Linked DNA regions of Homo sapiens: region 2 is linked to region 1. A link is a loop called in an ENCODE intact Hi-C map of the cell type or tissue named here. Cell type or tissue: transverse colon. All regions are shown on one strand.

Evidence for each region. Peaks named below come from ENCODE experiments on the same cell type or tissue, not always from the same donor. Only the 100,000 strongest peaks of a DNase experiment are listed, where the experiment ranks them.
Region 2: a loop joins it to region 1, with 26 times the contacts of the local background. A loop is called at or near these places in 2 of 110 quality-filtered maps.

Annotation. Positions count from the first base shown.
Region 1 is chr10:79,049,952-79,054,951 of GRCh38, forward strand. ZMIZ1-AS1 (ZMIZ1 antisense RNA 1) reads right to left here. Exons shown (of 10, transcript NR_024431.2): 4 at 4,645-4,777. Among named protein-coding and RNA genes, the nearest start is that of ZMIZ1-AS1, 15 kb to the right of the region's middle. RefSeq lists an enhancer at 4,445-4,944. In transverse colon, a CTCF peak has its summit at 2,516; DNase peaks (open chromatin) are centred at 1,180, 4,440 and 4,990; H3K27ac peaks cover 807 bases.
Region 2 is chr10:80,185,844-80,190,843 of GRCh38, forward strand. All of the region lies in intron 1 of ANXA11 (annexin A11), which reads right to left. Among named protein-coding and RNA genes, the nearest start is that of ANXA11, 17 kb to the right of the region's middle. RefSeq lists enhancers at 301-801, 2,442-2,541. In transverse colon, no CTCF peak of the experiment used is centred here; DNase peaks (open chromatin) are centred at 1,448, 1,948 and 2,398; H3K4me3 peaks cover 537 bases; H3K27ac peaks cover 4,342 bases.

The DNA.
Region 1 (5,000 bases):
TTTCCCAGAAACTAAAAGCCCCCAAGATGGGGCTCTGAAAGTGGATGGCTATGCTCCCATGCCTCCCTGACTCTCTGTGCAGCCCAGCCAGCAGGGGCAGACCGCCCCAGGCAGAGGGCCTGCTTCAAATACCCTCAAGGCCTACCCACACCAAGGATGCAGATTGGCTTCTCCAGGCACTGCCCACTTGCTCAACCTCAGCCCTGCGAAGCATTTCACCAACTCCCCTGGTGGCAGGGAGTCACCTGCCCATCCTAGTTGTATGTGCCCAAGAGGCCTTGTCCCCAAGCCTCCACATCCTAGCTAGACAGCCCTAAACAAGTCACTTACCCTCTCTGAGCCTCAGTGACCTCATCTGCTAAAGAAAGATTATGGAGATTTCTGCCCACCAGCAAGCGAGTCATCAGTTCTGCAGCAGATGCCAGCTGGGTGTCCCCTAATTCAATTCACTTCAAACACCATCCACCTGGAGATAGCATCAGATCCCACAGGGTGAGGATTCAGTCCCCTAACTCTGAGCCCCACTTCTGATGCCCACCGCAAACCCCAGGTTATTCTGCCTGTGCTTCTGACCGTTCGTCTATGAATCGGGGTTCCCACAACCCCCTGCTTGGGTCTGATTAATTTGCCCGAGCGGCTCACAGAACTCTTGGAAAAATGTTTACTGGTTTATAACAAAAGATATTTTAAAGGATACAAATAAACATCCAGATGAAGAGAGGCACAGGGCGAGGTCCGGAAGGGGTGCTCCCATGCCCTCTCTTGGAGTGCCACCTTCCAAGTGCCTCCAAACGTTCAGCTGTCTGGAGGCTCCCGGAACCCAGATTTGTTGCGTTTTTATGGCGATGTCATTATGTAGTCATGATTGATTAAAACATTGGCCATTGGTGATCAACTCAACCTTCAGCCCTTCTCCCCACCCACCCCCAGATGGGGGAGGTGGGGCTGGAAGCCCCAACCCTCTAATCCTTGGTCTTTCTGGTGACCAGCCCACATCCTGAAGTGTCCTAGGAGCAGCCAGCCAGCAATCAACTCATTAGCATACAAAAAGAAACTTATCACTTTGGAGAGTCCAAGGATTTTAGGAGTCCTATGCCAGGAAATGGGATGGGAGGAGGGGGAAACAAATATGTATTTCACCATATCTCAAGGGTAATAAAACATGCCTTGGGCAGTCTGGAGACATGGTGAGCTCAGAGGGTGAGGCACTTCCTGGAAGCCCAGTGAACATATTTGTGCCCCTCTTCTGGAAACTGCAAAACCCCCCAGAAGGTGAGAGGCAAATTCACTGAGCGCAGTGAAAGTCAGCTCCACTCTTGCATTGGGAGGAGGGGAGGGGCTACAGAAAATGGGAGTAGGGGTGCTCAGAATAAAACTGTCCCTGTCACAGTGGCTGCTCAGCTGGTCTGTGGCCTCTGCTGGGGCCAGCGCTGGACCTGCCCTGCCTTCTCCCCACATATTTGCTAAGCATCTTCAGCCTCCTGCAACACAGGGTCACGTGGCACGATTTCACCCACACACGTACATGCCGCCTGAGTTACAGACCCCCTGTACTCCATTTTCTCACTGACCCTACGGAAGGTCTTGGAGTTCCCATTATTTGAACCAATAAACTGAGACTAGGAGAGGCAAGGCAGCTTCACCCACATCCCACCATGCAAAGCAATTCAAGCACTGAAACTAGGTCTAAGAGGTCTGGATTATTTTCACCTTCCAGCGCGTGCAAAGGAACCCAAAGCAAAAGTCTCCGGCAAGAAAGGGGTCTTTGGGAGCCACCAAGTTTCTGAACAGGGGAGTGGTGTGATTAGGTGGGCCACAGAAAACTGCACTGAGGACCTTGAGCCTGAGGACAGCAAGACTGGCAAAAAGGCCATCGTAGAAGTACAGGCAACTGGGAGTGCGGAGGCGAGTGTGGGGTCAGTGCTGCTATGCCAGATCACCACGGGTCTCCGTGTCAGCCTGTGTGTGGCCTCAGAGGTGGGCAGAGGAGCAACAGAGGAGGAGTGGGTTGGGATGTGGAGGGGATTTAGACGGTGCTCACGGCCTTCCACACTGACTGCCAGCTTTCATTCTTCCAACACGCCCTGCAGTGGGCCCACCTCCCCAGACAGGAGCAGCGGGAGGCTCAGAGGCAGGCGTGACTCCCCCAGTGAGAGGCAAGCCCCCAAGGCCGCCGCGGGACTGTGCCCGCTCCCCATCACACACCAGGCTCCTGTGCCCACCACTTTTTTCTAGGCTGATTCCCCATGCCAGCTTGATGAACAATCTAATAAAGGGGGCAATCACATTATTCCTGAATGCATTTTAATAAAAATCAAATAAAAGCAATTATGTGAATTTCCAAGAGGATCACCTCTTCTCCTTTCCCTGAGGTAGGAAACGGAATGAATTCAGGAAATCATTAAAATCAGAAACCCGAGCTGTGTGCCACTGCCGCGCTGGCGGCTGCTACACAAAGGCAGCAGGGAAACCCAGTCCCTGGCGGCAGCACGGGTGCATTTCTTAGCTCTTTGAGTGGAAATTCCACCTATGGGTGAAGAAGGGTAATTAAGGGCCAGGAGAGATGCTTTGAATGCAGGCTGCCTTTGCCCCTCCAGTGCAAACTTCCCAGCTTCAAAGGGGACTCAGACTCCCTGAGTGAGAGCTCTCCAACCTGGCTGCTGGGGGCCTGGCGGGGAGGGCAGGGGCAGGGCTCGGGAGAGGGTCCCCAAATGAGTGCAGCTCTCCCCTGTATGGGGGAAGTGCACCTCTCAGCCTGACTGGAGGCCAGAACGCTGGGTGTGAGTGCACAAGGGACCCACTGAGAGTTGGTAGGTACCTGTTCCTCCCTCCAGCATCCCCAAAAGGGACACAAGCCTTGTGATTTGCAAGGCCCTTCTGATGTCTCATTGGTTATTCTGTCCTCCATGTGACCCTGGGATTGATGTGCTCATTTGGGGCTGAGGCTGTTGCAGCCAGAGGCAGCCAGGGACATGCCCAAGGCCAACCAGCTGGTGAGGCAATGTCAGGACTGGAATTTGGGTTCGAAATCCTGGGGCCACGAGGCAGGCCCAAATCCTGTGGGTCCAGGTGTTCTGGACACAACTTGGCTTGGCCACACATTCTTGCTTACAAGAATAAGCACTGACCACCCCAACTGCCATTTCCTGGGCCCTGATCCGAGACAATGCCTCCCTCTCCAAACATCATGAAGTATGTTCATCTTTTCGGTACAGGTTAGGGACTAAGATTCAGCAGGATGAAGCCTCCTGCCCACAGCCCACAGCTAGAAGTGAGGAATCCTGGATTCTGCCCTGGGCTGTCACAGTGTCCATAGCCAAAGATTCTAATGGCCATGCCATAATGCCATCCTCTTCCCAGAAAGGGGCCTTCACTCAGGGTCTTCCAGGTTGCATTTGGGTGCCAGGCAAGGAAAGACAGGGATCCTCCAGCCCCTATATTCACGCTGGCCGAAACTCCATGTCATCCTGCCACCTTAAGGGTGGGCCAATAGTGGCCCAGAAGGGAGCACCTGATCATGCCTCAGATCATCCTCCTCAGCCACCAGGGTCCTAATTCTCAGACTCGGGGGGCGGGGGGCGGGGAGGGCAAGAAGAGACAGGAAAGTGGGCAGCCTGAGTTAAAGGAACAAACTGGGTCTGGGAGGGAGAGGGCCAGCACTCGCCATGGGCATCCTTAGGCAACTCCCATCACCTCTCTGGGCATGTGTGCATGTGTGTGTATGTGTGTATGTGTGCATGCGTGTGTGTGGTATGTGTGTTGGGGGAGGGGTGGCCCGGTCCCCAGTTCAGACATGGGGTAGTGCTGTCCTACACGGTCCAGTCTAACTCAGGTCAGAGCTTCCCTTAATTCCTCCTGCTGCTAACAGCTGTGATGCCCTCCTACAGGATGCCCAGGGAAATGCCCCCCAAAAAGTGTGGTTTCCAGTAGGGGAAAGGAGGGTGCAGGAGAGGATTCTGGGTGGGCCCTGTCAATGCCAGTTTTCTCTTGAAGTAGGGGTTTCTGGCACTTAGGATGGAGAATTGAGCACCGGACTGCTGGTCTCATTGTCCGTCCCCTCTGTTGACTCAACAGGTGCCCCTCTCAGGCATCAGGACCTCAAAGTCCTCCTCTGGGAAGTAGAGGCGGGGGTGCCTGGCCTTGGGGGCTCCTGTGCAGGGGGACCAGGACAGAAAGACACTGTGTGAGTGCTCAGTCATTCCTGTCCCCTAGGGGCCAGCTGCCCTGCGCACTGCTCTGCCCCAACCCCTCAGGTCTTGCACACAGCAGGCACTCCATAAATGTGCACTGTGAGATGTTCAGAGAGAACACAGGCCTGTCCAGGAGGGGGGTTAAAAGCAGGAAAAGGCAGTGGCCCTGCATGCTTCGCAAGACCTATAGCCTTGGCACCCCGTGTATGCACACGTGTGTGTAAACACGTGTATGAACGTGAGCACTCCTGCAACCACGCCCACCTTTGGGCACACCCACTGGCCTGATCATGTGCCTGAACAGCAGACAGGTAAACAGCAGGCACAAGCCCCAGGCAGTCTCCCCACAGACTTGCCTCCAAATCCCCAGTCCACACAGAACTTGGAGCAAACTGGCTAGGACCCTGGAGGTCCAGGCCCATGGGGTTTCACAGGGATGCCCATCTGCTGTCACCTGCATGCCGATTCTATCTTGGTCACTCTGGGAGCTTCTCCTCCAGGTCTGACACCCAGCTGTGCCTGGGATCCAGGATCAAGGCTGTTCTTCCTGCCCTGGGATAAGGGCTGATAGAAGGATGCCCAAAACTCTGTCAGGGGAGAAGAGGACAGATCCAGCTCTGCTGGGGGAGAGGGGCAAGGGGTCACAGGGAAGGCATCTCCAGAACGAAACCTTGGAGTTGGACCTGGAAGAAGGAACTGGGTTCCCACAACAGTCTAGCGAAGGGAATTCCAGGTGGAGGAATGGCTTACGCAAATGCAAGGCAGCATGCCATGTTCAGAGAATGCCCAGCTGCCGGAAGGCCCCCACCC
Region 2 (5,000 bases), 1.1 Mb after region 1:
GGCCCCAGGGACTAGTATTTTAAGAACAGAGCTTTAGAAACACTGGTATGATGAAATAGCATGGAATTCAGAATCAGGATACCTGGCTTCTAAGTCCGGTTTCACTGTATGAAACTTCATTACATACTTCATTAAAGGTACTTCATTAAAGTACTTCATTAAAGGCAATGGAGGATGGTGAGAAGAACACAGACTCTGAAGCCAGACTACCCAGGTTCACATCCTAGTCCTGCTCCCCACCAGCAACGCGATCTTGACAGTTTACGAGACCTTTCTGCACCTCAGTTTTCCCCATCTGTAAAATGGGGATATTAACAGTTTAATACCAAGTTTGTTCCCATTATATCATGTAACATATCATGACATCCTGTTTCTCCAAAACAAAATAAGAAAGAGAGGACCCTGGGCTATTTGATAATGCCCAGGATGAGAACTGTGGGGACTGAAGGGGGAAGGAGGGGGGTAGGAGAGAAACACGGAACTGGGGAGGGTCAGGGCAGTGTGACAGGTGGAGGATGGGAGTGGGGAGCACACTGGCATGGCTGTGTTGGATTTTCCAGCCTCCCAATAGAGAAAGCACCAACAGGAAATTGGCGCTGTTTTCTTTCCATCCCCTCCACGTGCCTGGGTGTATGGGGGCCTGCTCCACTCCAAGAGTAGAGGGGACAGCGAAGGCAAGACTGATGGTGGAGGGAGGCCACCGGGCAGGGAGATATGAAAGACCCTCGGAGAGTAAACCTGCCTGGGAGAGGGACCCGCAGAGGCAGGGCCTCAGCCTGCATGAAGCTCCAACCCTGCGGGCACCAGAGCCTGTCCTCAGAATTTTCACTGAGGTGTGGCATGGATGGGGCCATCTTCTCTCCTCCTGCCTGCCTCTCCAGACCAGGTGCTGAGAAGGGGGATGGGGGCAAGTGAGGAGGAACTCACTTTCCATACAACGCAGACCGAGAGCACACAGCGTCACACGCAGATCTCTCCGTCACGCTCCTCCATGGCAGGCTTCCCTGGAAGCCAGGCCACTCCTCTTTGTGGGCAGAGTCACCTCTGAGGCCTGCCCACACCAAACAGGCTCACATAAGAGCCAATGCTCAGTCAAATGCTGAGTCCAATTCAGAATTTCTGAGGAGTGGAAAGTGGGCAGCAGAGGAAGAAAGTGACAGAGACACAGTGCTAATATCTGGCTGCCTCGCAGGCCAGCACGTGATGGGCACTCAGGTCCTGGAGGACGCTGAGGTTCTTGCAACAGACACAGTGGCAGTGACAGAAAAAGCCCCCCACCCAAGTCCTGACTCCAAAGTGTGGCCAGGACCTGCTATAGTTTGAATACTTCTGTCTCCCCAAAATTCATTTATTGAAATCCCAACTCCCAGTGTGATGACATTTGGAGGCGGGGCCTCTGGAAGGTTATGAGGTTGGAGTCCTCATGAATGGGATTCATGGCCTTATAAAAGAGATCCCAGAGGGCCCAACCCTTTCCACCATGTGGGGACACAGGGAGAAGGTGCTATCCTATTTGTGAACCAGAAAGTGGGCCCTCACCAGACACTGAGTCTGCTGGCACCTTCATCTTCAACTTCCAGCCTCCAGAACTGTGAGCAATGTACTTCTGTTGTTTATAAGCCACCCGGTCTATGATATTTTATTACAGCAGCTTGAACGGATTTAGACGGAACCTAAGGATGCACGCGCATGTGCGCGCGTGCACACACACACACACACACACACACTCTCTCTCTCTCTCACACACTCCCAAAAAGGGAAACAGTGGGTTGTGTTTATAAGTGCAGGTGGCAGGGGCGGGGAGGAGACACAGGTCTCTGTCTTTGTTTACCCACTTCCGCAAGGGGAAGCCACCGCCAGTTACACCACCTGAGCAGAGGGAGCTTCTGCCAGGGCCCGCCTAGGAGGGACCAGCAAAACAATGGTAGTGAGCTGATGTCAATTGGGCACAAGTCCCAGGGTGGCTGAGGCTTCCCTGTCAATCCCACCCCTCTTAGCTGTCAGGTCACTCCAGTTACTGCAAAGTCCAACCCAGCTTCTCCCAGATCTCCTGGGCCCACAGGGATGTGCCACACCCCAAGTCCTGTGGTAGTTACTATCTACAAGACAACCCTTGCAGCAGCTCTGCCGGAAGGAAGCAGAAACTTCTCTAAACCCTTCCCTCATTTTGCAGTGGGAGGTAAAGGGAAGCTCTGCAGCTCCAAGACACTGGGCCTGAGCCTCACTGACATTGGCTTTCACAATGTCTACCCCTAGATTCTTGGCAGGCTTCTACCACCCCCAATTACTCTCTCTCACACACTCTAAACCAGCTCCCCCATCTTTTCACGGCCCACACTCCCCCGTCAAGGGCCCCAAACATCACAGGACAGTCACAAGGGACTTCTCAATTCTGCTGCATGAGTTTTACCGCAGCCCACACAGCTCTGATATCATCTTCTAACACTGCTGCTAGGCCACTGGGATGGTACACAGGGTTTGGAGTCCAGTGACAATGATTCCATTCTAGCTCTACCTCTTGTTAGCTGTGTGACCCTGGATATATAGATTGACCACTCTGAGCCTTTCTCCTCACCTGTGAAAAGAGGAAAAATGCATCCATCTCATTACACAGCTGTGAGAATGTAGTATTCTCACATATATATATATATATATATATATATATATAGCACTACAACAGGTATTAGCACACAGCAGGTGCTCAGTTAATTTTAACTTAGTCCCTAGGAGGCATTAGCCTGGAGCCAAGGTCTGGTTCCTAACGCAACTGCTTGCTGTGTGACCCCCCTGGGCAACTTAACCTCTCCGAACCTCCATTCTATCTGCAAAGACCTGATGTACCCCACCTACCTTGGATTACTATGAGGACTAAAAGTAAAAAGAACAGGAACGCGCTTTGTAAAGCAGGACACAGTTATCTTCACTCTGTGACCAACACGCCTAGTGGCCAAAGAAGCCAGGCTCTGACATTTCGAGAGGGAGAAAAGGGTCACAGATCCTGGGCACACACTAAACTCAGGTGTCAGGCTCCCGCCAGGGGACCAGCCCAGCCCACACAGTGAGGGGAGTGTCCAGCCAACCCTTAGGGTCCCGGGGCCTCAGGAAAATGCTGGTAAGGGGAGGGGTAGAGGGAGGGCTTTTCAGAGCCTGAAACTCAGCTACCATCAGCTTCTCTGATTAGGTCCCTCAAAGACATCCCCGGTACCTGTGAATGCGTTACTTTAGGTGGCAAAAGGGACTGTCCTGAGGTGATTAGGGTTACCCGCCATGAAATGGGGAGACTAGCCTAGATTATCCGGGTGGGCCCAATCCAGTGAGAAGCGTCCTTCAAAGCAGAGAGCCTTTGTTGCTGGGTTAAGGATGAAAAGGAAGAATAAGAAGGACAGAGTCCAAGCATGAGAGGGATTCCACCCATGGAGGAAAAGGGCCAAGTGCCACGGAACTCAAATGGCCTCTAAAGCTGGAAAGGGCAAGGAAGCATTCACCTCTAGGGCCACCAGACAAAGACACAACCCTGCCAACACCTTCATTTTAGCACCATGAGATCCAAAAGACCCTGAGATAAAACTGTAAAGATAAAAAAACCATGTGGTAAAATAGTGCAGCCACTATGGAAAACAGTATGGAGATTCCTCAAAAAATTAAACATAGAACTACCATACGATCCAGCAATCTCACTCCTGGGCATACAGGCCGAGTACCTCTCATTCAAAATGTGTGGGATCAGCAATGTTTCAGACATTGTGGTCTTCAGACCAGATGACTTCAGATTTTGGAATACTGGCATCATACTTACCATTGTGTATCCAAAATCCAAAAATCCAAAATCCAAAATGCTTCAATGAGCACTTCCTTTGAGCGTCATGTTGGAGCTCACAAAGTTTCGGACTTTGGAACATTTCAGATTTGGGATACTCAACCTATATACCTAAAGGAAATGAAAGCAGGGACTCCAACAGACATTTGTATACCCATGTTCATAGCAGCCTCATTCACAGTAGTCAAAAGGTGGAAACAACTCAAGTGCCCATTGATGGATGAATGGATAAACAAAACAAGATCTCCACATAAAAAGAGAATATCATTCAGCCTCAAAACAGAAGAAAACTGACATATGCTACAATGTGGATAAATCTTCAACACATTATGCTAAATGAAACAAGCCAGGCACAAAAGAACAAATACTTCTGATTCCACCTATATGAAGTCTCCAAAGGAGTCAAATTCCTAAGGACAGAAAGTAGACTGCTGTTGGCCAGGGCTCAGGTAAGAGGGAATGGGGAGTTTACATTTCCTGAGTACAGAGTCAGTTTGGGAAGATGAGAACCTTCTGGAGATGCATCGTAATGACTGTTGCACAACGAAGTGAATGTATTTAACACCACTGAACTGCACACCTAACAGTGGGTAAAATGGTAAATTTTACGTTGTGTATATTTTTACCACAAAAAGAGTTGCATGGTTTTAAGCCACAAGTTTGTGGTAATTTGTTACAGCAGTAATTGAAAACTAATTATTGAAAACTATTTGAGGTGATGGATATATTAACTAGTTTGCTTTATTTCACATTGTATTCATAGATTATAACATCACTTTGTACTCCATAAATTTACATAATTATAAATGTTAATTTACAATAAATTTTTTTTTTTTTTTTTTTGAGACGGAGTCTCGCTCTTTTGCCCAGGCCGGACTGCAGTAGCCCTATCTTGGCTCACTGCAAGCTCCACCTCCTGAGTTCATGCCGTTCTCCCGCCTCAGCCTCCTGAGTAGCTGGGATCACAGGCGCCCGCCACCGCGCCCAGCTAGTTTTTTGTATTTTTAGTAGAGACAGGGTTTCACCATGTCAGCCAAGATGGTCTCGATCTCCTGACCTCGTGATCCGCCTGCCTTGGCCTCCCAAAGTGCTGGGGTTACAGGCGTGAGCCACCACGCCTGGCCAAAAAATTTTTAAAGAAAACTATTGGCCAGGCACGGTGGCTCACGCCTGTAACCCCAGC